Regions from separate parts of the Homo sapiens genome. Here all the other regions are linked to region 1. Evidence: read pairs that join two places in POLR2A ChIA-PET (ENCODE). Cell type or tissue: MCF 10A. All regions are shown on one strand. Region 1 overlaps RORA (RAR related orphan receptor A). Region 2 overlaps RORA (RAR related orphan receptor A). Region 3 holds the start of RORA-AS4 (RORA antisense RNA 4).

Region 1 (8,000 bases):
TCCTCAGTTTTAGGATGCAAGGAAAATAATTCACGAAGGTGATCAACTTTAAGTTCAAATTATATTCACTCTAGATTTTATCATGGCTCCTGCCCATGAATATACCATCTTCCATTCACATCTAAGGCAACTAGTTCAGGGTGAGAGGAAATGGGCACTTTATGAACATCTGCTATATACAAATCTTTACCCACCTTTTTCCTCCTTTAGAATTTTTCTAACTCAGTGGACTCTCCATGATTCAAAGGAAGTCCTTGATTTTCACTCCTTCTCACAAGGTTACCTCTTACAGGTAACAGTACCCTCTTGCCTGCAAAGGTCAGGACAAGAGGATAGAGGAAAAAGCTAAGGGAATCTCAGAACCGTTTATGTGCTAAAATTCTTAGCTTAGATGTATAGATGGACAAGGAAAAGTGGGCAAGAGAAAGTAAAACTAAAATTTAGGCAAGGAAGCCAATTACCCAGTAAAGAGGGAGGCTAGCATCCTAGCATGAGAGTATCAGACCAGACTATCTCAGACCCTTAGTCTTGTGGATCAAGGCACTGATGGAGGGCACTGTAGAAAAGTGTTGAAAGCAATATGGCAGACACTACTGGATTGGCAAATTGCATCCGCTCCTACCAAAGGATCACACTCCCAGAAGCTAAAGGAAAGAAATGGAGAGTGGGAGGTGTATTTTGGGTAAAAAAGAAAAAGAAGCGCTTGTATGAATTTTCATGTTATTTCAGTGAAGTCATAATAGAACAGCTTCCCTTCCCAGAGCTTGCCCAGAACAGCTATTTAAAGGGGGAGTGAGAACTGTACAAGCTTTGACTAGATTCTGAGGTCGGAGCCTTAATTAGAGTCACAATTGTATTGTACATCTATTTGTGTAACTGTTCAATTAGGAGTGTAATAGCTGGGACAGAGATCTTAATGAGCTTTTAGTGTCATGATGCTTCAAGACTGCCCTTTTTTGGTTGTTGTTATTATTAAGCTTTCATATAGGGGCTTTTCCTCTCTGCTGTCCAACTGTGTGGTTCTCCCTTCAGGCAGGTTGAAATGCAAGACTGAGTCTTGCTATATCTAAACTTGGGCATTAAAAATGGGCTGTCTTCCCCTTATCATCTTCATGATTAGCTTGTAAACAGTTTCTTGGGTCTATCCTGTTATCAACAAAAACTCTAGGAATACTGGAATATTAGGGCCAATCTTTTACAGTTGAGATAATTGAGATTCAGAAAGATGAAGTGAACTACTGGACACAGCACAGATAGTGACAGAGCCTGGGCTTGCACATTAGTGTTCTGACCTTTCAGGAACAAAACAATCACAATGCCTGTACATGTCATAATAAGGTCATTCTAACACTACAATGTACACCAGTACCCAAACTGGATCATTCATTTAAAAAAAATTCATTCCCGAAGACATAGTTTTTGTGGTCTTAATAGGTATTTTACTTAATTTTCCTCTGCCTTTCACTACTTAGACTTGGGTACAATTAAAGATGATATTTATATTTTGTGTTATATAGAATGAACAGCACTCAAACACATTCTTATTTAAGCAAATCTGGCCTACGAAAAGCTGTATTCATGAACCCTCACCAAATAAATGGTGAGGATGGTTTTTTGTTTTGGCTTTAGAAAATGATTCTCTGCCTTAATTCCCTCACATGTAAAATAGGCATAATACTGCCATCTACCTTACAGGATTGTTGGGAAGATTAAATGAAGTAATGCAGTTAAACTGTTTAGTAGACTGTTTCGCAGAGCTTCAAACTCAGTCAATACTAGCTGCTTTTGTTCTTATTCTTTTCATTATCACAAAAGGGTGGCCAGAAGATTATGCATGCCAACTGTCAGAATCTTTTTTTTTTTTTTTTTGAGACAGAGTCTCGCTCTGTCGCCCAGGCTGGAGTGCAGTGGCACCATCTCAGCTCACTGCAACCTCCGCCTCCCAGGTTCAAGCAATTCTTCTTCCTCAGCCTCCCAAGAAGCTGAGACTACAGGTGCGTGCCACTGTGCCCAGCTAGTTTTTGTATTTTTAGTAGAGAGGGAATTTCACCATATTGGCCAGGCTGGTCTTGAACTCCTGACCTCGTGATCCGCCTGCCACAGTCTCCCAAAGTGCTGGGATTATAGGCGTAAGCCACTGTGCCCAGCCCTCAGAATCATTTTTTATATTTTGTAGGAGGAGGCGGACAACTGGGGTGGCATGGTGGGGGTGGTTTAAGTGTTAATATTTTGAGATGATTAAAAAGGAAGAGAAAATGAATGTCAGAGCTTGTGAAAATGACTGTTGAGACAAAACAATTACTCTGTTATAAATTAATAATGCAATTAACTTATGATATGTTATTGAGTGCTTGAAGAATGGATAGCCCTCAAATATTCTTTTTAAAACCCATTTATTGCCCAAGATAAACTTAAGGGTAGTGTCACATTTTGAAAAATGTTATTTTATTGGCCATAATTTTTCACAGTTTCGATGGGGACTTAGTGACAGCCCAACACAGCAAACGTCCTTTCATGTTACCATCCTTGTTTTTTTTTTTTCTTTCTTCTAAAGCTAAATTGTCCTGGGACACTCCAAATGTGATTTATTTGTCCCAAGGCCAGTAGAAGTTTCCATGTAGGTGAAAATGGATGTTTGGCTAGTTGAAGAGAAACGGAAATGAGTTCTGCAAGCTGACTTACCCAGTGGAAATGGGTAAGTAACTCAGGAACATTATATCACTGTACATTCTGACTATAAGGAATTCTGGATAATTCATGTCCCTTATAGATACATATGAACTTACACATGATCTATCAGGAAGGAAGAAGACAGGAGCCCCATGAAGAGGGTGGGCATCTCAGTGCCAGGCCTTTGTGCTATGTGCTTTATTTACTCACTTAGTAATTGCAACGGTCTAGTGAAGCTTTAGGTTCCAAAGTCACAGAGCACCAAGTAACACTACCACTGGGATTTGTTCCACATTTGGTATTGCTAGTATTGTGGAGACTTTGTTTTACCTTGCCTCTTCCTTTGGGGAACAGTAGTAGGCATCCACTTTTACAAGAAAGTTGATGCTGTGAAGAGGAAATAAGAGGCCAGATAAATTCAAGGTAAAATTAATGAAGATATGTTTAGATCCTGGTTCTCCCATTGCCTGGTCCAACGTTCTTTCCACCACATTCCAGTCCTTAGGGATGAGGTAGAAAGAGAAAGATGTTTGATAGACCTGATAAACCCTGAACAGGGCTCCCTGTCAGAGAACTTGGGTTCCAGTCTAGTCTGTGAATTTCACTGCCTGAAACCTGGCTCTTTACTTCCTCACACCTGTTTCCTCATCTATCAAATGGAGAAGTTGGTCTAGAAGATCTCCAAGGTCCATTTCAGATCTAACACTCTATTATTCTATTATCTTTGTGCTCTGGTAAGTAGAAGCATATAGCCCTGGGCTTATTAATATTAACTGGGGCAAACAAGTGAAATTAGTTTATGAAAATAGAGCTGTGGTTTTTGCTTGGAGCCAAATCTGCCTTATGAGACTCACTTTAAGCATTGGTAATGGGATTGCTGATGGCTCCTTGGCCAGAACCTCAATGCCCTGCTGTTACACTTTCCAGGTGGTGCCAAGGGTGAGCGTCCTCTGTAGACACATGAAACTGAGGCATTACACAGTTTAAGTGAAAGGAATAAATCAAATCAGTTACATTCAGCCTGACTCATCTTTTGTCTATCTTTTCTCAATGCTTGTTCAGTCCAGCTCAGTACGAAGGCCAACCCTTCCTGGAAACAGCCCCTTCCAGTCCCAGCCTGCATTGAATGGGTTGCTTCACCCAACCACAGAGAGTTCCTACTCTCTACACTCATACCATTTATATTTTGGGACTCAGGCCTGTCTATATGTCTCAATAGCTGAGAGCTATAATGAAGATCGTTGTGTCAGGGGTAATGCTTTACGCCTTTGTTCAGGGGAGAGATGGGATATTAAAATTTTTTGGCCTAGACAACTTATCTTCTTTTATTTATATATTTTTACATGTGATATTTTGATACAAACATACAATATATAGTGATCAAAATGCATCACCCCAAGCATTTACCATTTTTCTGTGTTAGGAACATTCCATTTCTCCTCTTTTAGTTATTTTGAAATAGACAATAAATTATTATTAACTATAGTCACCCCTATTGTGCCAATGAACATTAGATCCTATTCCTTCTATCTAACTGTATTTTTGTACCCACTAACCATCTCCTCTTTATATCCACCTCCCCACTATTCTTCCCAGCCTCTGGTAGCCATTATTCTACTCTCCATCTGCATGAGTTCAAGATTTGTTTTAGCTCCCACATATTAAATATTTGTCTTTCTGCACCTGGCTTAGTTCACTCAACATAATGTCCTCCAGTTCCAAGTGATTTTGTGATTTATAACAAGACATATATATTTGGTCTTCATCCATTTCTGTTACTGAGTTCCTAAAACCCTTGGAATTTCAGAAGGGATAAGAGAATGAAGGCAAAATCATCATCTTTTATTGTTCATAACATACCCTTTTCAATTACACCTGCGTTTATATTAATGACTGCCCTTTAGGAAGCTCCTAAGCATGGGGGGCTGGTTGCCAGAGGAACAAACTGTGTGATTGGGACTCTCAGCCCCACTCTCCAGACCTCTAGGGAGGAGAGAGGGGCTGGAGTTTAAATTAGTCACCAGTGGCCAATCATGCCTACATGACAAAGCTGCCATAAAACCCAAAAGGACAGGGTTCAGGGAGATTCCAGGTTGCTGAAGACATAGAGGTGCTGGGAGGGTGGCATGCCCATCCCCTATATCTTGTCTTATGCATCTTTTCCATCTGGGTGTTCCTGAGTTGTATCTTATCTTTATCTATCTATCTATCTATCTATCTATCTATCTACCTACCTACCTATCTACCTATCTAGTTTCGAGTCAGAATCTTGCTCTGTCATCCAGGCTGGAGGGCAGTGGTGCGATCTTGGCTCACTGTAACCACTGCCTGCAGGGCTCAAGCGATTCTCATGCCTCAGCCTCCCGGGTAGCTGGGACTACAGCTGTGAGCCACCATGCCCGGCTAATTTTTGTATTTTTAGTAGAGACGGGGTTTCGCCATGTTTCCCAGGCTGGTCTTGAACTCCTGGGCTCAAGTGATCTGCCTGCCTAGACCTCCCAAAGTGCTACCACACTCAGCCTTTTTGTATAAACCTTTTTGTATCTATCTTTTAATATAAACCAGTAATTTAGTAAGAAAACTGTTGTCCTGAGTTCTTTGATCTGTTCTAGTAAGTGACTGAGCCTGAGGAGGGGTACTGGCAACTTCGAAATTATAGCTGATGGGTCAGAAATCACAGGTGACAACATGTAGATTGACATCTTAAGTGGGGGCAGTATTGTGCAACTGAGCCCTTAACTGTGGGATCTGATGCTATTTCCAGGTAGATAGTGTCAGAATTGAGTTTAATTGTAGAACACCCAGTTCGTGTGTGCCACAGAACTGAATTGTTATAGGAAAAGAAACGCACACATCAGGTGTCATATGTGAAGTACTGAGAGCAGTAGCAGAGAATCTTTCCTCTTAGGGTATACAGATGGGAGTTCATAGGCTATATATTTGACCTACATCGCCCTTTTTGCCAAGTTTATTTTAATGTTCTGCTCTTGGGTTCTAACAAAAGATGCATTAGAGCCTAAGTGTATCAATGTGCTAAATAATTAATATGTACTCTATAGAAATTTTGTTGAGGCTACAGCTACCAGGATCTCTTGATATTCTCTATATGAGATCCTATGAGAGAGTTTTCTCACAATTTCATTTCAAGAAAATGGCTACCCCGTTTTAATGATCATTTGATTAATAAGAACTGTGAATTGACAATGTCTCCCATTTTATTTTGGTTGCCAGGAAGTCCAGGTGAAATACGAAATAAATTGATGCACTCTTTCTTGTTCTATATAATATGTATAGTATATTTTTAATCTGGTCATGATAGTTTTCAATTTTACTTACACGTTCCCTGATCCTGCTTCTCTAATCTTATTTATATTTTGCCATTGTTATATATCAGAAGTTTCCTTCTATTTTCCCCAAATAGCTCTTAAAATAAGGTGAAATATATATAAATATACAAATAACACCCATAATTTGTTTAAATCTAAAATGCCTAGCATGGTGCCAGAATTTTAGCAGTTAATAACTACTGCTTGATTTATAGGGAGACACATTACACCTTATAGAGAAGCAGTTTCTGAGAGTCAGAGCTGGCTGGAGAAGAACTGCATGGTCCCTGTCACTGGAGGTATCTGTGAATAAACTAGATAAGCACTTTGGCTCACTTAGTTAAGCCTTGGTTTCTTTAACTGGAAAATGGCAGTAATAGCATCTCCCTTGGAGGTCACTGTGAATAGTATAAGTTGGTACATGTCAAGCTCTCAAGCTCTTAGCACAGGGACGCACATTTGAAAAAAGTAGCCTTTATTATTAATGAGGACTTGTGCATTGAAAGCTGTTTTATTAGCTTAAGTACACTTCCAAACCTGATGGTTCTGTTGGGCTAGCAAGCCCTCAGTCATCAGAAGAATCATAGACTTAGAGTCTTGGACCAACCCTGCCTGTGTGGCTACTGTGAGAGGGATTTAAACAGCAAATGAAGGACTGGATGGAGTGGCCTTTAGGCTTCCTTCCACCCCAAAGTGCGTGGTACTTCGGTTTCAAATCCATTCAATCAGAGATGGCATAAGGGTGTCTGGGAGAAAAAAAGGATTCTAATGTCATTTTATTAGAAGTTCTCCCTTCTTTCATGTGTAAATTTCACTTGGGACCTTATCAATTGGATATTAAAGCATTTTCCAGGGGGGAAAAACACTCAGTAAGAGGAAAATTGAGAAAATGTCTGAGAGCACTTCATGCCTTCCTGTCTATCTGTACATAAAGAGCTGCTTTCTTCACAGCTTTCCAAACACAGGTTGGCAACCTGATTATTTCCACTAGGCACAGACAGTACACTTCAAACAAGGAAGCTGACCAGAACCCATGCCAAACATGATGGATGTTCCAGTTTTATTACCATCAACCTCGGACCAAATCACTCCATCAGGCACCCCCCCATTATTTTACAGTATTTTGATGGTGGTATCCTTCAGAAAATGGGCCACATCTAGAAAAAAAGAACACATCAGTTCCTTATATTTTGGCTGAAATGACCATAAAATTGCAGGTCCTCAGTGCAGCCAAGGTAACCATTTTTTCCCACTGACCTTTGTGTAAGGAGTTGTCAGGCATCGGAATGTGGCTGAATTAATAGGTAGGACCTTTCCCAGAGATATAGAGGGCACAGGCTGATTTCGCGATTTTATAAACAGATTTTTCTTTTCCATGAAAATCCCAGGAGAGGCATCTATTACAGAGGTTGGGACTATAGGTGTCACCCAGGATAGGCCACAATATAGATTATCCAGGTGCACCTAACAGGAGAAGGAAAGGTGGTCTCAATAATGCAGGGCATGTTTCAGCTTAATACTCCTGAGTTCAGCCAACACTTTGGTTAGAAACATGATTGGAAATCTCCTGTTGATAGAGTCTCTCCAAATAGACTCTTATCAACAGGAGATTGCCAGTGGGCAGGTCTGATGGCACACAATGTCCGGCATGTGGCTGGTCACATAACAGGTATTATAAACATTTGTTAAAAGTTTAAATTTGCCCCAGCTGCTCTCAAGTAATGGCTTTTACAAGTCCCAGACTTCTAGGATCGAAAAATGCATAAGCAAGTGACCACTCCTCCCTCTCCCCTTGGAAAACCATAAAATGGACAAGAAAGTGCATAAGCGATGCTAGCCCTAAGGGGAACCCTGGCCCTGACACGTTTTGCCATCCTCCTCTTGTTCCCTCTGGCTTGGTAGTGCATCACTGTTCTTGCTTCCTCCACACTTATGTCCCAGAGGAGGCAACTTGACTAGGATACATTGCACCACTCAGAATTCATAATAAGATCAAGAAGAAGT
Region 2 (8,000 bases), 210 kb after region 1:
AGATGACTCACTCATGGCAAATGCCTTGGCCTTGACTCTGAAGCTACTGCAGCTAGAAATCCACCACCAGGTATGGTAGAAGAGACCCCAACACCATATAAGCAGCCACGAACATCTCCTTAAGAAGTCTCAATTTCTGTAGACCCTGGCCTAAACTCACCACTGTGAGGATGCAGAAGTTGTAGGCATCTGATCCTTTGGACAGATTTTTTCCACGGAAATAAAATACATGCTTATTCATCTGCTCATTCATTCAGCAAACATTTATTGAATGTCTATTCTATCTCAAACACTGGGTTGTACCCAAAAAAGCAATGTTAGCTTACAAAATGTTTGCACATGCTGAATTTTGTAGATGGGTAAACTGAAGCTCCAAAAGGTTTAGTGACCTGCCCAGGGCCATCTAACTAGTAGGTGTTGGAGTTTGTACTCAAACTGAAGGCTATCTGATAACATTTCATACTCTTTTCAAAAACCATATTTACTACATTATGCTTGACACAGGTTTTCATAAGCTAGCAGGGGAGCCCAAAAGCATGCAAAATATAGCTTCTACCTGGAGATGCATTCCAAGTTACAAAAAACTGGGTATAAATTGGACTTTAAGAACATAAGCGGTTTACATATTCAGATTACATTCTACTTTTGCTCTCTCCTCTGTAAATACCCCATTAGTAATCTAACGGACTCCTCTGCTGAAAAGCCATAGTGTAATTGCAAGTTTTATGAATTGAAGTATGTCTTTGATACACTTATCCTTTTTCTTCTGCATGCTTATGCATATGTAGCACTAACCAATATTACCAATATGAGGTTGTTTCTAAGTCAAAGCATTCAGAGAAACACAAACCTTGACTTCACTGGTACATCCTTGGATTTGAAAAAGGGGAGGGGAAGGGAAGGGAGGGGAGGGGAAGGGAATGGAGGGGAGGGGAGGGGAAGGGAGGGGAGGGGAAGGGAAGGGAGGAGAGGGGAGGGGAAGGGAAGGGAGGAGAGGGGAGGGGAAGGGAATGGAGGGGAGGGGAGGGGAGGAGAGGGGAGGGGAAGGGAGGGGAGGGGAGGGGAAGGGAGGGGAGGGGAGGGGAGGAGAGGGGATAAGAAGGGAGAGGGGAGGAGAGAGGGGAGGGAAGAGGTGGGGATAAGAAGGGAGAGGGGAGGAGAGAGGGGAAGGGAGGAGAGAGGGGAAGGGAGGGGAGGGGGAAGCGGTGGGGATGGAAGGGGAGGGGAAAGGGGAGGGGTAGGGAGGGGAGAGGGGAGGGGTGGGGAGGGGAGGGGAGGGGTGGGGAGGGGAGAGGAGGGGAGAGGGGAGGGGAGAGGGGAGGGGTGGGGAGGGGTGGGGAGGGGAGAGGGGGGAGAGGGGAGGGGAAGAGAGGACCCACAATTCACTGAGCCATACAAAGGAACAGGCTTATTCTTTGGATTTCAGAACTGAGATGAAGGTTACCAAAAGCAACAAATTATTTTAGATGTAAAGACAAAGTGTTACTAAATACTGTTCTCCAAATAGTAATAACATTCCTGGAGATTTGCAATAGGTACCCTCCCTACTGAGTTTTGAAGGATGTGTTGGGTGGGACAGGGTATAGTGAATGAGTAGAGATGGGGTAGAGGGAGGATACTCAAAGACAGGACAGTAAGAAACAACCACTAAAGTCTCTAGACAGATCCTCTGATTCTTTTTACTATTTTTTCACCCTGGAGGATATTTATAATTATTGTTTTTTAAATGCTCATGATGTCACAGATAAAGAACACCAATTGCTCCCAATAGAACTCTAACTACAGTATGTGTTTACAAGAGCAAATTACTGTTTATACACGGACAGGATTGTGAATGAGGCAAAGAACATTACAAATTATATGTTACTAAAGAAAAGCCAAAACATTTCCTTTTTTTTTTCTTTTTATGAGAAGACATCATTACCTGTATATGCCCCCTCTTCTCAGTTCCCTCAATGGACATTGGCATTGATGAGCCCATAAGTACATGATAAGCCTACAAGGACAATAGTGAGTTTATATTTTTATGTAATGATTTTAGAACATGGGATAATATCCAGAGTGATGGAGGTAAAACTATTCACATTTCCATATTCCAAACTACTTCAAGAATCACTAGAGTGCAGAAGTTATAACTCTAAATGCTGAATGGAGAAATCATCTGTCCCAAGAACTACACCCATATGACTTTCCAATAAATCTATCTCAAAAGGCCTACCATTTAACAACAACAGCAACAACAAAACTTTAAAAGAACCCAAATGAAGTTTTGTATAAGTTGGTGTCTTTTTTTCTATACATTTTGAATGACAAAAAGCTGCTGTGAGCTACACTGTTTTTATTTTATTATAAACCATTCTTATTTTATAAAACACAGCCCTACTCCCAGAAAAAATATTTTTGTGAACTAATGGGGGTCAAGACATATATCTGAGGCTACCATATGACCCTAAGAAGAACCCAAGGAATGCAGTATTAGGACTGCCTCATTGTTTGAAATATTGTTTTAAGGATTAAATGAGTAAAGCCCATGTACAGTGCTCAGAACAGGGCATGGCCCATAATAAAAGTGTTGGAAGCATGTTAGGTGTTCAAAATCAGTGTTTGCATTCCAATGGAGTTCCAGGAAAAGTGAATTCCAGGAATTTATGTTTGGGTAGACCTAAGGTAGTTTTGCACCAAAAGAAGACTTTGAAAACGGAGGGTTTCCTGTCCACTTTTCGCCACCATCAATTGCATCTTTTCTTAACTCTCTGTAGAAAAGAAGCTGAGAAAGAGCAGACAGTGCATGTCTGCACTGAAGTACAACTGGCCAAGGGCCGGACATGGTCTCTCTTCTCTTGCTTCTGTGCTGTAAACGGCTCCTCTGAGCAGTTCCTTGAGATTCGTAAGCCAAAGGCTTTTGTTAGATTGTGAGGCAAGGTAGAGGGCAGGGCGCAGGTATACCATTTGTCACAACAAGCTTCCTTACCACTCCTGTTTTATTTAAAACTCCGCTCCTGTTTTATTTAAAACCAAAACACTCAATCCACCATGTGGGATCCTTAGTAGCACACATCTCAAAAGCTTGCACTCATTCAGGGTTGGAATGGGCAGTGAAGCTTATCTAGGCACATTTCTTCACAGCCCTGTCATCGGGGTTCAAATTCGCAAATGGCATGAACTGCCTAGCAATAGTGCCACTGTTTTTACTGTAGGGCTGTGACTTGCCTCCACCTAAGGGAGTTTCAGTGATATGGGCTTAGGGAATACAGGGAAATAGACTTGTGCAGAGTTGAGAAAACCTCAGAATTCAAATTCGCATCTCAATGAATCACGTACCCGACTTAAAGTAAGGTAACCATTAAATAGGAATGCATATCTTGCCTTCCCAAGCTACTTCCTACATCAATGTAATTATGCTTCGTCCATCTTTAGATGAGAGGCAGGCAATCCATGTTAGATCTACTTTAAAAGAAAAAAAGATGTTGGGGTTTTCTGGAGTTACTCAATTTCTCCACAATGTTTTGGCACCCTAAATGCCAAGCATCGCTGAATCAATTGCTAAATTTCAAAAGGCATGCCCTGGCTTCAGATACATTAATTTTCTGGAATAACAAGCAGTCCATTTTAATGAACATAAGATACTATTTCCTTCATCTTACCACTCATAACTGAGCTTAATGATAAAATGTGGGGTGGCTCAGAACCACTGGTGGGCTTCAGTGGTTTTCTACTCAAGAACAATGTCAACTACAGAATGGGGGTTAGATACAAATCCACAGGGTGTGCTTGCTATTATCATGAAGAGCAAAAAAGCTCCTCCAGGCCCCCCACCATCATGCCAACACACTTTGATCTCACTTCCCCTTGTGAACGCTTGAGAGGATAAGCCTGTCCCTGTATATGAAGCCTTAGCTGCAGTGCTGGATATATTTACGTTACCCTTTGCAAGCCTAAAAGAACAAGATCAAAGGAAAATAAGACTGGTGCCCATTAGAGAAGCCATTTGAGAACCCATAAGTCATCCATAAAGGAGTTATATAATTTAAAAACATACAAGCACCTACTCTGTCCCAGACCCTGCCCCGCAGTAGCCAACAATCCACTCAGTGATACAGACACAGACATAGATACTGGATATGGCAATTATTCTGTTACTTCAGAAAGAAACCATTTCTTCTTAACTAAGCCACAGGCAGTATATCTACAAATGGGTTTAGAGTTGGCTTGAAATTGATTCTGACTTTGAAATGCTGGTAAGGGAATAAGTCATATCTGTCAATGCTTATCCTTCCTTCTTATAGGAATAATTTTTAAAAAATCATTATTCTACTGGACTATTCCAAGGGAAAGTTCATGAGGGTGGTAGACTCCTGGGAATATTTCTCAATGTTCTAGCTCCCATCTTTTGCTTCAGGTGAGGTACAGGCCAAACTGTGGACTGCAACTAACTCACAGGAAAGCCATGGGATGTTTTAAAGTTTCCTTGGAGAAGTCGGGTGTGGTGGCTAGCACCTGTAATCCCAGCAATTTGGGAGGCTGAGGCAGGTGTATCACTTGGGGTCACGAGTTTGAGTCCAGCCTGGCCAACATGATGAAATCCCGTCTCTACTAAAAATACAAAAATTAGCCAGGTGTGGTGGTGCACACCTGTAATACCAGCTACTCGGGAGGCTGAGGCATGAGAATCACTTGAACCCGGGAGGCGGAGCTTGCAGTGAGCAGGGATCGTGGCACTGCACTCCAGCCTGGGTGACAGAGTGAGACTCTATCTCAAAAAAAAAAAAAAAAGTTTCCAGAGAGTAACAGCGGCACGTTCAGATTCAGCATGGACTACTACTATTATTTGAAACTACTAACAAATGGAGCTAGTAGGTATTTCTCTTGTTACAGGGGCACTGTGAAAAAGTTCCCAGACACAAAAGCACCATGAATTGAGAAAGTCCGGGAGCTTTAGGAATCTGGAGGGAGGAGGCTCTCTCCATCAGACTTCAATGTCCTCAAGCAACAGGCAAAAGGGCATCCCTGCTCTCCAAGGTCACCTTGAAGGGAGTTGCCATGACTCAGCCTTGTGTTCGACCATGCCTTCCTAGGGAAGGCCTGCAGTGGGTGTGCGTCTGTGCAGATCCATCAGCTTAATTAATCAGTAAAGAACTTTGCTCCCCCCATTAGTCTGTGCTTCTCATTGGTAGGGCACCTTCAGTCAGGAATCTGTTTGAGTGGAGAAGTAAGGGTTTGGGTTGAGCAAAATCCCATCCCAACCCCTATCTCAACTGAGCAGAACATCCTATGAAAGAGACAGGGCAGGTATAATTATCTCAGTTTTTGAGATGAGAAAACTCAGGTCCATCTGAGTCTAATGAGGTTAATGGATTTTCCCAGAGTCTCAAAGCTACTAGAGCAGAGCTGTGCCTTGACCCAAGTCTTCCATGTCTAAACCTCCTCGCGTTATACCACAGCTGCTTAGATTTTGAGCAAGAATTAGTGCCCTTCCCTGCTTCAACACACACACGCAGTGGAGAAGCAAGCAGTCATTCCCCTCAAGGCAAGAACTGTCCCATATCACACCCTCCCCATACGGGCTTGTGGAATTACTTGGCTCCTGGAGCTGCCAGGCAGCCCTAAAGCATCCAAAGGAGAGAAGCTGCCACATTGTTACCCTGCTGAGGCAGCTGGGAGGCTGTCTCAAAGCCAGCCTTCACTTCCTCAAAGCTTAGTCCCCGCCCTCTAGCCCTGCTTCTACCCTAGGTCATCTCTCTCCTCTTTGCAGGAAAAATGTCTGTGGAGGGGTTCAAGGACCTGCAGGGATGCAGACCCGTGATTCTCTGACAGGAGCATGCGTCAGATGTGCCAGGGAAGGTGTGTTAAAGCAGAGGTCGCAGGGCCTGACCCCCAGAGTTGCCGAGGGTAGGGCCAAAGAATATGCATTTCTAACACATTCCCAGGTGATGCTGACGCTGCTGGTTCAGGGACCACACTCGGCGATCCACCAACATAAAGTGACTTGTCTCTTCCCAGGATCTCACTTATTGCTCCACACAGAGCAGAGATACTTATTGAGCAAACATTAAGGAGGGCATCTCTTGATCATCTCAAAAAAAAAAAACGTTTCAACAACTTCTATCATCAGCTCTGTTTTGGACCCAGTGGTAAAAGTTAAAGTCCCTGCCTTCCAGGAACGTGCAAGCTAAAGATAGACTTAATTCATGTAGACATGCATAGAAAGATAAGACTACCATATTCAGATTATAAGAAATCCCACTGAATAAAACAAAAGGCTTACAATAGAAACTGCAAAATTCCCTGGGAAGTCTCCAAAGTTTGCACTTTTTAATTTTCAGTGATACCATCATCATGCCGTGGATCACTGTGCAGATGTTACAACTGTATTTAATCACAATTCTAAAGCCAGATTGGGCTGCTCCAACCTAATGGCATGTGAGTCCTTGAACTGCCATCAACCGGATCTGACAGCAGGCATGGCTGCAGCAGGCAGTTACAGAAATGGGTTTAAATGTGGGTGACTCTTGGTATCAAAGAACTGTGAACTGTTCAGCTAAGCAGAGGAATCATCAGAATAATGATCATTTTTCACTCTACCCCCTCTCCCTTGCTTGTTCAAAGTAAAAAAAAAAAAAGCCCTTAATTGCTTCTTGAACTACACACAAGTGGGCCGTTGACTGTGACTGTAATTCAGCATGGAGAAGCAAGGGAAACACTAAAACCGATTTTGTTGCGGTAATGCCTTAAACGGAGAAAACACTGCAGTGGGATCAGCAGGCACAGGACGCTGTTAAGTAGAATGATACCTCCTTAAAGCACGGCTTGAGATATTGTCAGCTGTTAAAGTAATATTTAATCGTAGATGATACCAGGTGTGATCAAGGGGGAATATATTAATACAGGGGGTGTGGTGGGGGCAAGGAAAGGGTAGTGAGGGGAGAAAGATAAGGAGAGAGAACAAACAAATGATTTTAGAAGGACAGCACATTACGGGTGCCCTACCGGATTCAGGCTCCTAATGAAGAAGACATGTTTAGGGGAACTGAAGAATTGTGGATTCAGTCATTTGCCATTTACCTTGAAAGACACGTCCAGATAAATGATTACATCTTCAGAAACTTGAAGCGTTTCCTTCATTCTCGACTATGGGTACCTAGATAGGGTTATGAACGTGAAAGGCAGAAACTGTTTTGCCCATACTGCCCTTCCATCCAAAGCCATGACCCTCTGTCTAGGTGGCACTGGCTACAGGGAACAGAAAACAGATGCCTGCAACTGAGAAGCCTACTGCCAACTACAAGCTGTTTGTAAACACTTCTCTCCATGTTTACCTAAGAAAGATGCAGGCTTTCCAAGGAAAGCCTCCTTTTGAAAAATGTGCCTTTTTATTTCTCTGTGCTGTTAGGTCCCTAAAATAAAAACTAATGCCCATAATTCTTTATAAGTCTCCCATCTCACTCCATCCAGAAGCATCTCTTCTTCCCTTAGATGTTTTTTCAACTACCTTACAAAGGTAGCGCTTCCATTTCTGTACCCTCACATGCAGGCCTGCCCTCTTGCCTGAATATTCTACTTCTTCTGTACCAGCAGAGAGTAGGGTGAAGGCCCACCACTTTTGTCTTCTGTTCTCCGCATAGTGGCTATGTTACATCCTCAATGACACTGAACTGTAACCTTGCTTGCAAAACAAACCTCGGTGAAGAGAGCAAGCACTCTTGTACTGGAAAAAGCCTGATACCTACTTCTTAGTGAAGTAACCACTGGATAATAAGAAAAAAGTAGCTGGTAGTAATTAACATCTATTAATACTTACTATGTGCCAAGTCCACACTAAAGGCTTTATTTTTAAATTAAAAACAATTTTTATTTTAAGACGGAGTCTCGCTCTCCCCAGGCTGCAGTGCAGTGGTGCAATCTCGGTTCACTGCAACCTCTGCCTCTCAGGTTCAAGTGATTCTCCTGCCTCAGCTTCCTGAGTAGCTGAGATTACAGGCACGTGCCACCACACCTGGCTC
Region 3 (8,000 bases), 100 kb before region 1:
AGCACTGTTGATCATCTTTTCTCTCCCTTGCATCATCAGTCTTTCCTTTTCTACTTTCTTCTTTTCCTCAAATCCATAAACATTATCAGGTCTCTCTATTCTACACAGCCAGCCAACCAGCTATACACAGGTTCAGGAAAACTCCTTCCCAGTCCTGTCTTCCCCTCAAGCTGCCACCTTACACAGTCAAACTTCTGCAAAGAGTATTTTTCTGCCATTTTCTCTGTCTCAGGGCCTTTGCACTAGCTGTTCTTCTGCCTAGAATGTTCTTCTCACAATTCTTTGTATCACTGGCTAAGTCCTGCCATACAGGTTTCAGCTCCTGTAAGAGCTGACCAACCATGCTACAGTGCCCAAACAATCCGTCTTCTGATTCTGAGTATTTATTACTATCTGACACTTTCCTTGTCCCAAAAACAGAGCACATCCCTGGATGTGACTCCAGGGTGTAAAATAGTGCCTGGCACATAGAAAGTGCCCATGCTTACTTGTTGAATAAAGGAACAGACAAGTAAATGATGAACCCTTTCAGCCTCCCTTGCTGGTTTCTTCCCTCTCTCCCGACCCCCAAATGCTTGCTTTGTGCAGGAGTCTGCCTTTTAACCTCTTCCCTCCTTCCTTTTCACACTCTCACTGGGTTATCACAGCCACCCGTCACCCTCAGAATTCCAACATTCACCCACATGGAGATGGCAAACACAGAGCACGGTACAGCCCAGCAATGCAGACATTGCTAGCAGATCTCTGCTCTCTTTTCAGGATAGTCTAGTGTGCATGGTGATCCAAGACAGGATCTTCCAATCAATGGGACCGGCACCTCTAGGTGAAGGCTATTTGCTTTCTTTGACCTATATGTCAATGACTTCCCAAATCTATGTTTGCAGCACTGGAATTTTCAGACCCCTTTGTCAAACAGCCTTCTGGACACTTTCATTTGTTCACCTCTACCATCCAGCACAATGCCTGGCACAGGGTGAATGCTCAGTAATTCTCCATGCTACAATAAGCATGTATTCAGTGACACGACCCACTCAGATAGTCTCTACCAGCTTGCTAGGTATAAAAGGGAGGCTCACCTATTTGTGCTTCTCTTCTTTCAGAGTTGTGGTGGCAATTTGCCAGGTCTCGAGCACAGTACCCATTTGTAACAAGTTACACGTTTTGGCCAATAGTTCCACAATTTCACCCTTGAGTTCCTTCAAAACTCTTGGGTGGCTGCCATCAGTTCCGGTGATTTATTTACACCTAGGATGTCATTCTAGGACATCCTGTCCATTTGCCACAACTTGTTCCAAGGCTGGAGACCTCTCTGTTTTCAAATACAGTTGGGGAGTGGGAATTTTCCTCTTCACCTCCATGGTAACAGCTAATGCCAAGGATTTGCCACGACTCTCTCAACTAGTTTTTGCTCATTTTTAAAGTGGTGATGATCAAGTGAGTCCAACTGATATAATGGTCTCTCTCATTTTTTCCCTGCCATCGGTACATAAGAAAAGAATACTTTCTGATTGGCATAGAAATTCCCTGCAAAGTCATCCTCAAATTATCTCCTGAAGCACTGTGCCAACTAACTCTATAAAGTTCCAGCTGATAACTCAGATGGATTCAAAAGCTTTCACACCCACCAGATCATTTAATCTGAATTAAGAATTCTGAAAGATTGATAAGAGAGGCCAGACAGTTACCATTTTACAGACAAAGAAACTGAAGTCCAGAGTGATCCAGAGATCTGAATGCCACATAGCAAGTTAGCACCTGAGCTGAGGCTCAAACCGTTCTTCAGATTTACAATCCAGTGGGTTTTCTCCTTGCTACACCTTGATTCAGTTGAACTGCATCAACCTATTCTAATCCAATCAAATGCTGAATGAATAGTCATTAGGACAACTGGAAAGAACTAACTGACGTCAAAATGGTTGATTCAGTAGCCACATGCATCTATGGCCTCATGTAACAAAAATGCACTCTGCTAAGAAATATTCCCCAAGGAGAGCCTGAGAGAACACACTGAAGAGTCCTGCCTTACAGAGGCCAGCCTGGACTATGTTTGAGGGTGGACAACACAACACACATAAATACATACATAGCTTTGTGCATTTCAAGGCTTAAAAGTTCTTGTTGCTGGATTTTATCTTGAGATTAATTGAATTCTCACTATAGGATCCTCAACTGGAATCCAGGTTGAGGGGGACATGGGGGCCAACTCTAGCAATGAATACATCATCAAACGGGGGGCAACTTTGAGTCAGTAGCAACCACAATTCCCACAAGAGAATAATGAGGAAGCTGAGTAGTTGGAAGGATTAAATACTGGCATTTCATTTTTAGGATCACATTTTGCGTGCAACCACAGCTCCAGACCTGAAAGACTGGCCGTCTCAGATTTGCCCATACACATAGAGAAATCTGCCTCTAATGTAATCTGACATCGTCCCTACTCTCTGATTAACCACTTTTGGGTGGGCCTCAAAGAAGTGCGTGCCAAATGATGCCCTGTGGATCTCAGGAGCTGCCAGTTTCATTTTCCCTTCTACCTACTCTTTTCCCAAGTATTATCTTGCCAGTTGGGAAGATATGATGGAATGGAAAGAAATATTTAACCATCTTTGATACAAAGATAGGAGGGGGAAATATGATTTGCTATCCTATTTTCCCCCATTGAGGAGATAAAAAGTACTTTGTTAGATTTAATTTCTTTGGTACAAAGATTAGTCTGAGAGTATTTTGAACTTGTCAGTCATTCAACTCAGTATTTTAAATTTTTTAAAAGCATAACCTTGAAGTATATGTGGGCTTTTTTTAATAGTTTTAAATTTGAAGCCCCTGAATATTTTATAAAAAGTTCAATTTGTATGTGTGTTTTTTTAAAAGGTTTTAATTTACTTCATTAGAAGCTCTCTGAGCTTTAAAATATTTTTTTTTTTCAATGTTTCTGAGCCTTCCTTTGGAAGAATAAAATGCTCTTCTAAGAAATGTCAATTGATCGTTGGGGTGGAGGAACTGTGCAGAGGATGAATGTGGGCTAAACATTCTCTGGCACCTAGTTGATCTCTCTTCCACATGAAGCGTATTTGCTAACGAAGGGAGCATTGGTATGGGACCGAAGAAAGGATTCCCTTAGTCTGTTAATTTACTTGGAATAATTCATTAGCTGACACTTTTAGCTATGAATTTAGCTGGTAAATCCCAGATCACCCCAATATTATGTGTAAAGAGGATAGTTCAGTCTTTTTGTGAGAACTTTGGGAGGATGGATTAAAGCCCTTTCTCCCATAGTTACCCTGACATAAGGGAGCTTGTTAATAAAGAGCTCTTTGGATCCTTTCCTTTGTACAGGCACCGTATGAATATTTATGGAATATTTCATCTGTAAACAGCATTAAAATATAAACAGAGCATACCAAGAAATAGGAAGGCCATTTTCACCTAATGCATAGCAGTGCTGTGAAAATGCTAGGGTTCCATTCCTGGTTATCAGCTAAGGAACAGCAAAGAAGGAAAAAGTTATTTGTTTAACAAATCAGGGGGCAGCAAGTCGTGTGATCCAGTGGAGCTTTGGTATTCTTGTTAATCAAGTCTTCTGGGTAATTGAATGACGATGCATGTCTATACATGCAGACAGACACACACACACACACACACAGACACACATACAGGTGCCTGATATTTGTAACCACTGTGACTGGTCATATGAGATTGTTGCTTTTGTAGATAAAAAGTGGTCAAATATCAGAGTTTTTGTATGACGCTGCCTAATTAGTGCCACCCTAAGTTTCTGGCCCTTCTCCTTTTGGGCACAGGGAGGGGTGGGAATATGAAATTGCTGTTCACACGTGGGCTCCTACTAGCAAGATGAGCAGGAAAGGGAGGAGAGGGAGGAGTTGAATGAAACCTTCACAGAGACCAACTTCTGCAGATTCCATGGGCGACATTGCCTCTTCGAAGCAGCAGGATGGAGGACGTGGGGGTGCCACCCAGCCTGTACACCAAAGACACTTCCCACTCACCAGTTGTGGCTGTGTGCTCTTGATTGCAAACCTCTGGTACCCATCACAGATGTATTATCAATTTTCAAAGGGATTCGTATACAATAAAATACACTCAACAAGAAAACCACCCAGAACGCAATGAATCATTCTTTGATGATTCAGAAGGCACTTTAGGATCCTGTAGTGCCTTAGGGGCAGCATTACAAACATCAATTATCTTATGGTAAATGTGTAGAACAGCTAGTTCACAAGTTAAGAAAGAGCTGGGCAACTCTCTTTTATGATATGTTTTTTTAAAAAATTATGTTTTATCCCAGGCCTTTTCTACTTTCAAGCTCTTGCCCAGAATGTTGCTTCTATTTTTGCAAAAATGGCTCACTTACCAGCTTGGAGAAGTACCTCTCCTATGGTGTGCCTGAGTAAGTAAAACTGAAGTTGTCTCATTTTCCTATGAGCCATTTCTGGGGGTAGACTTCTGTCCTGTCCTTCTCCCCTAACCATTTAGGTATGCCTCTAATTAAATTCAAAACACTATATGAGAATTTTGGTCTGACAAAGATGACAAATATTTGTTTAGAAAGCTCAGTCAGGTGGCACACTTATGCACGGTTCAGTTTCAAATGTTCCTTAAAACCAGGAGGGTGTGTGATTCTATTGAATTCAGGCCAATTGCAAGCTAAGTTTCTCCCTCTTTGCAAACTACAGTAGTTGGTAATGAAAAAAAAAAAGTCTAGTCCTTGGAAATCAAGTTCTTGAGCACTTTTGAAAACAGACTAATCCAAAACATCTGCAAGAATTTTATCTTTAAAAACCCAGGTGTCTAAAACATAAGGGGAAAAATATACAAATGAGACTTTGTCAACCAAGTTTTTGAAAAACAGGTTTCTAGCAGAAAAAGAAGCATCTAGAATAAAATGCAGCTGGCTTTATGAATCTTTATTTTCCATGGTGATTCTTCCTTTTTGGTCTTCAACAAAGAATGGAATTTCTAGGTGAGTCTTGTCAGATTTTCCAAAAGTACTATTAAACTAAAACGAGGGGATTCCAGGCAAGATAACATCTCTGGGAGGCTCAACTCTGGCTTGAATTTATTAAAAACTTCTGGTTCTTAATTTAAATTTTAATGGTGGTAGACCCAAAGCAGCCAGACACGAAGGTTATGGTATCAGATGTGAATAACTGAAGACAGATGTGCTGTATTTCTATCAAACCAGAGGCCTGGGCCTTGCCCCATCTATGGTGAAAGGTCACCAGAATTCAGAGAAAGGAGGACATATTACAGCCAACTGTGTGCCTTTAAAGAAGTGCATGAAACACACACAGTACACACACACACACCCACGCACACACACACCACACACACAGGGAATAAAGGAGCATCTCCAGGTTGCTTATACACATATTTACTCCTACTATTACAAGGTGAGCCTACACATGATCTAAAGAAATGTCATTTTACTTGAAGCTACTGTGGCTTTGTAGCTACATTTTCTTACAAGTTCAATATCATCTAACCGCTACCCTAAAATTATGTCTGCAAGGGGGACTATTGGTATTTCGTAAACTGCTGCTGCTTCTCCTCTTTCTCTGTTAGACATGGTCTAATGGGTTTAGAAAATGACATTCAAGATGCTGCTTTGCCAATTAGAACTTCCGCTACCTGATTCTTGAAGGACATAGCACGCCTAATTGTGTGCTCAGACATTTTATTAAGTTGTTTTGAGTGCTGAAAGTCTTTTAACCTTCATATAGACCCATATTCATAAACAAAAATGTTTTCAGGGAAAAAATAACAGGGAAAAAGGCATTTAATTACAAATAAAAGTACTGTTTCCAATATGCACAGATTTTTTTTTTTTTTTTTTTTTTTTTTTTTTTAACCAACCTACCAAAGCAAAGGCAGGCTGCAGATGGTGAAAACTGAGTTGGGAAAACTGCACAGATATTTTCCCAAAACGTTCTCAGCGATGCTGCAAATGCCATTCTGGGTAGCCGAGAGGAAAAGACAGCAAGCATCATCTTGCCAGGGGCAGAACCTATTCCCAAGCCACTTTGAGAGCAGGAGTTGAACAAATATGATTTAGATGTTTCCCCCGCCCTGGAAACATGGTCTTGGGTTAACCGGTCCTTGGACAAATTTAAGAACAGTGTCTCCTACCAGGGAAATTATCTCATGCAAGAAAAAAAGTTCCCTTAAGCATCAAATTATTTTTCCTTAACTTTCTTTTAGAAAGTTTCCTTTTCAAAGTTTAGGAGGTTACACAGCATGTTAAACTCTTGACGAGATCTAAGGCAGAGGAGCGAGGAGGTTCGCTGCTGCCAGCCTTCCAAGAGAACCCAGTCATTAAGGAGCCCCAACTGTCACCAATCATACGGATCCCCATGTGGGACACACTTTAGCATGAACACAACCTTGCCTCGGAAAGCATACGTGGGAAAATATGCCAGGGGGGTAGCTCCCCAATTCTCCTGCCCAAAGATGTTTGCCATAGACTACGCTGACTGGCCCATTCAGGAGCCCCTCGGGTTTCCGCTGGACCTACCCTTCTGATTTGAGATCATCCACGTGTTTTCCCACCTCCGGAGGCTTTTATTTTCTGCTTCCTCCCTTCTTAGTACAGTGCCAATCACTGCTCTCCCCCGCCGCCCCCCTCCCCAAAGGCTCTCTGAGGCTGCTCCCTTTGTGATTGGCATCTCATTAATGAAGAAGGGCTGGTGTCTCTCATTACAGTTAGAGTGAGTGAGAGGACCTCAGAACTAATTTACTTGCTCTCACTAGGGAAGACACTTGCCTCCATCAAGAACTTCACTTTCCTGCTGCCTGTGGCAATAAAAGAACCCGTTTTGTTTTAACATTAATAAGGTGAGAGAATAGAGAATTTCCAAAAGAAATTAAGAAAGGCAAGAGGGTAGGTGTTGGCCCATGGAAGTTTCCCTAAAGCAGGTCTGATGGCGGAGTTCAGTGAGAGGCCTTTGATGCGGCAACATCTGGACCACATGAAAAAAAGCCTAGCAGGCAAATGAGAGACTGGCCAAGCAGAGAGGCTGGGGTGGGAAGCGGGGGGTATGGGTTCTAATCCTAGGTCCTAAGTCCCTGAGTGACCTTGGGCGAGTCTTTGATTTTTCTCTGGTCCTCAATTTTACTATCAGTAAAATAAAGGAATGGAATAAAATGGTCTTTTAGGGTTCTCTCAGCTCGAAAATTTTAATATTCTGTAAATGGGGCTCTGGACTATTTAAAACTTTTTTCATGTTTGGAGTGAGTTTTTTTTTTATCTCTGGCAACAAATTAGAAATTCCTCCAGAATTAAAGAGCATGGAATGGAAATCATTTGGCTTCTCCAGCTGAAAAGGTCAACTAGATTCAGAAATGTACTCCAAGGCTGCACTGTCTGCATGGAAACCTAATTAGAGATGATACTTCATTGGCTAAAAGGGATCAAACTTATCTGAGCTTTCATCTGGATATGTATTTTTAAAAAATTACTCTGAGTTACTAATTCATTTATCTTTCTACTTACAGGAAATTCCACTCATTGATAAAGCTCGGCTTCGACGCCCCTGCTCACAATGAAATACCTTCCTTGCCAACCACATTGCTTTATGATCGTGCCCCTTTACCACATTGTACTTGAAATGCCTTGTCATTTAAGAAACCATAAAAACGACGTCTTTAAAAATGGGTTCATCATTTAGCTGGAGATGGCTTCTGTGCCTGGAACCAGAAGCCTGTCCTCTCGGTGGTATGCCTCCACAAAAGGAAGCGAGCTACCACAAAGGACAGCATCATGTGTTGCCTTCATTGCTATTGAATCGGGAAGTTGGTGCCCAGTTTCAACATGGATGACAAAGTAGTGGGAATCTGAAATGCCTACAGTAGAAGTAAGGGTGTCTTTATATTGGGAATATCCTCGATCCCAGGGCCCATTTCTAATTCCCCCTTCTCTCTTTCCCTGATACAGGCTATTTTTGAACGAGAAGGACTTTGGCTCAAATCAACAGTTTGGTTTC

What was found. Peaks named below come from ENCODE experiments on the same cell type or tissue, not always from the same donor. Only the 100,000 strongest peaks of a DNase experiment are listed, where the experiment ranks them.
Region 2: POLR2A ChIA-PET joins it to region 1 with 6 read pairs; 2 of 35 experiments call an interaction of 5 or more read pairs at or near these places.
Region 3: POLR2A ChIA-PET joins it to region 1 with 5 read pairs; 2 of 35 experiments call an interaction of 5 or more read pairs at or near these places.

Annotation. Positions count from the first base shown.
Region 1 is chr15:60,861,956-60,869,955 of GRCh38, forward strand. All of the region lies in intron 1 of RORA (RAR related orphan receptor A), which reads right to left. It overlaps LOC102724802 (a long non-coding RNA gene), which reads left to right. Exons shown (of 5, transcript XR_001751785.2): 1 at 1-1,434; 2 at 2,555-2,695; 3 at 6,212-6,295. Among named protein-coding and RNA genes, the nearest start is that of RORA-AS4, 100 kb to the left of the region's middle. In MCF 10A, no CTCF peak of the experiment used is centred here; a DNase peak (open chromatin) is centred at 3,736.
Region 2 is chr15:61,070,330-61,078,329 of GRCh38, forward strand. The region is part of intron 1 of RORA (RAR related orphan receptor A); the gene reads right to left. All of the region lies in intron 1 of LOC107984805 (a long non-coding RNA gene), which reads right to left. Among named protein-coding and RNA genes, the nearest start is that of RORA, 150 kb to the right of the region's middle. In MCF 10A, no CTCF peak of the experiment used is centred here; no DNase peak of the experiment used is centred here.
Region 3 is chr15:60,757,230-60,765,229 of GRCh38, forward strand. All of the region lies in intron 1 of RORA (RAR related orphan receptor A), which reads right to left. It overlaps RORA-AS4 (RORA antisense RNA 4), which reads left to right and starts at 6,388. Exons shown (of 3, transcript XR_007064662.1): 1 at 6,388-6,852; 2 at 7,513-7,871; 3 at 7,952-8,000. In MCF 10A, no CTCF peak of the experiment used is centred here; a DNase peak (open chromatin) is centred at 4,152.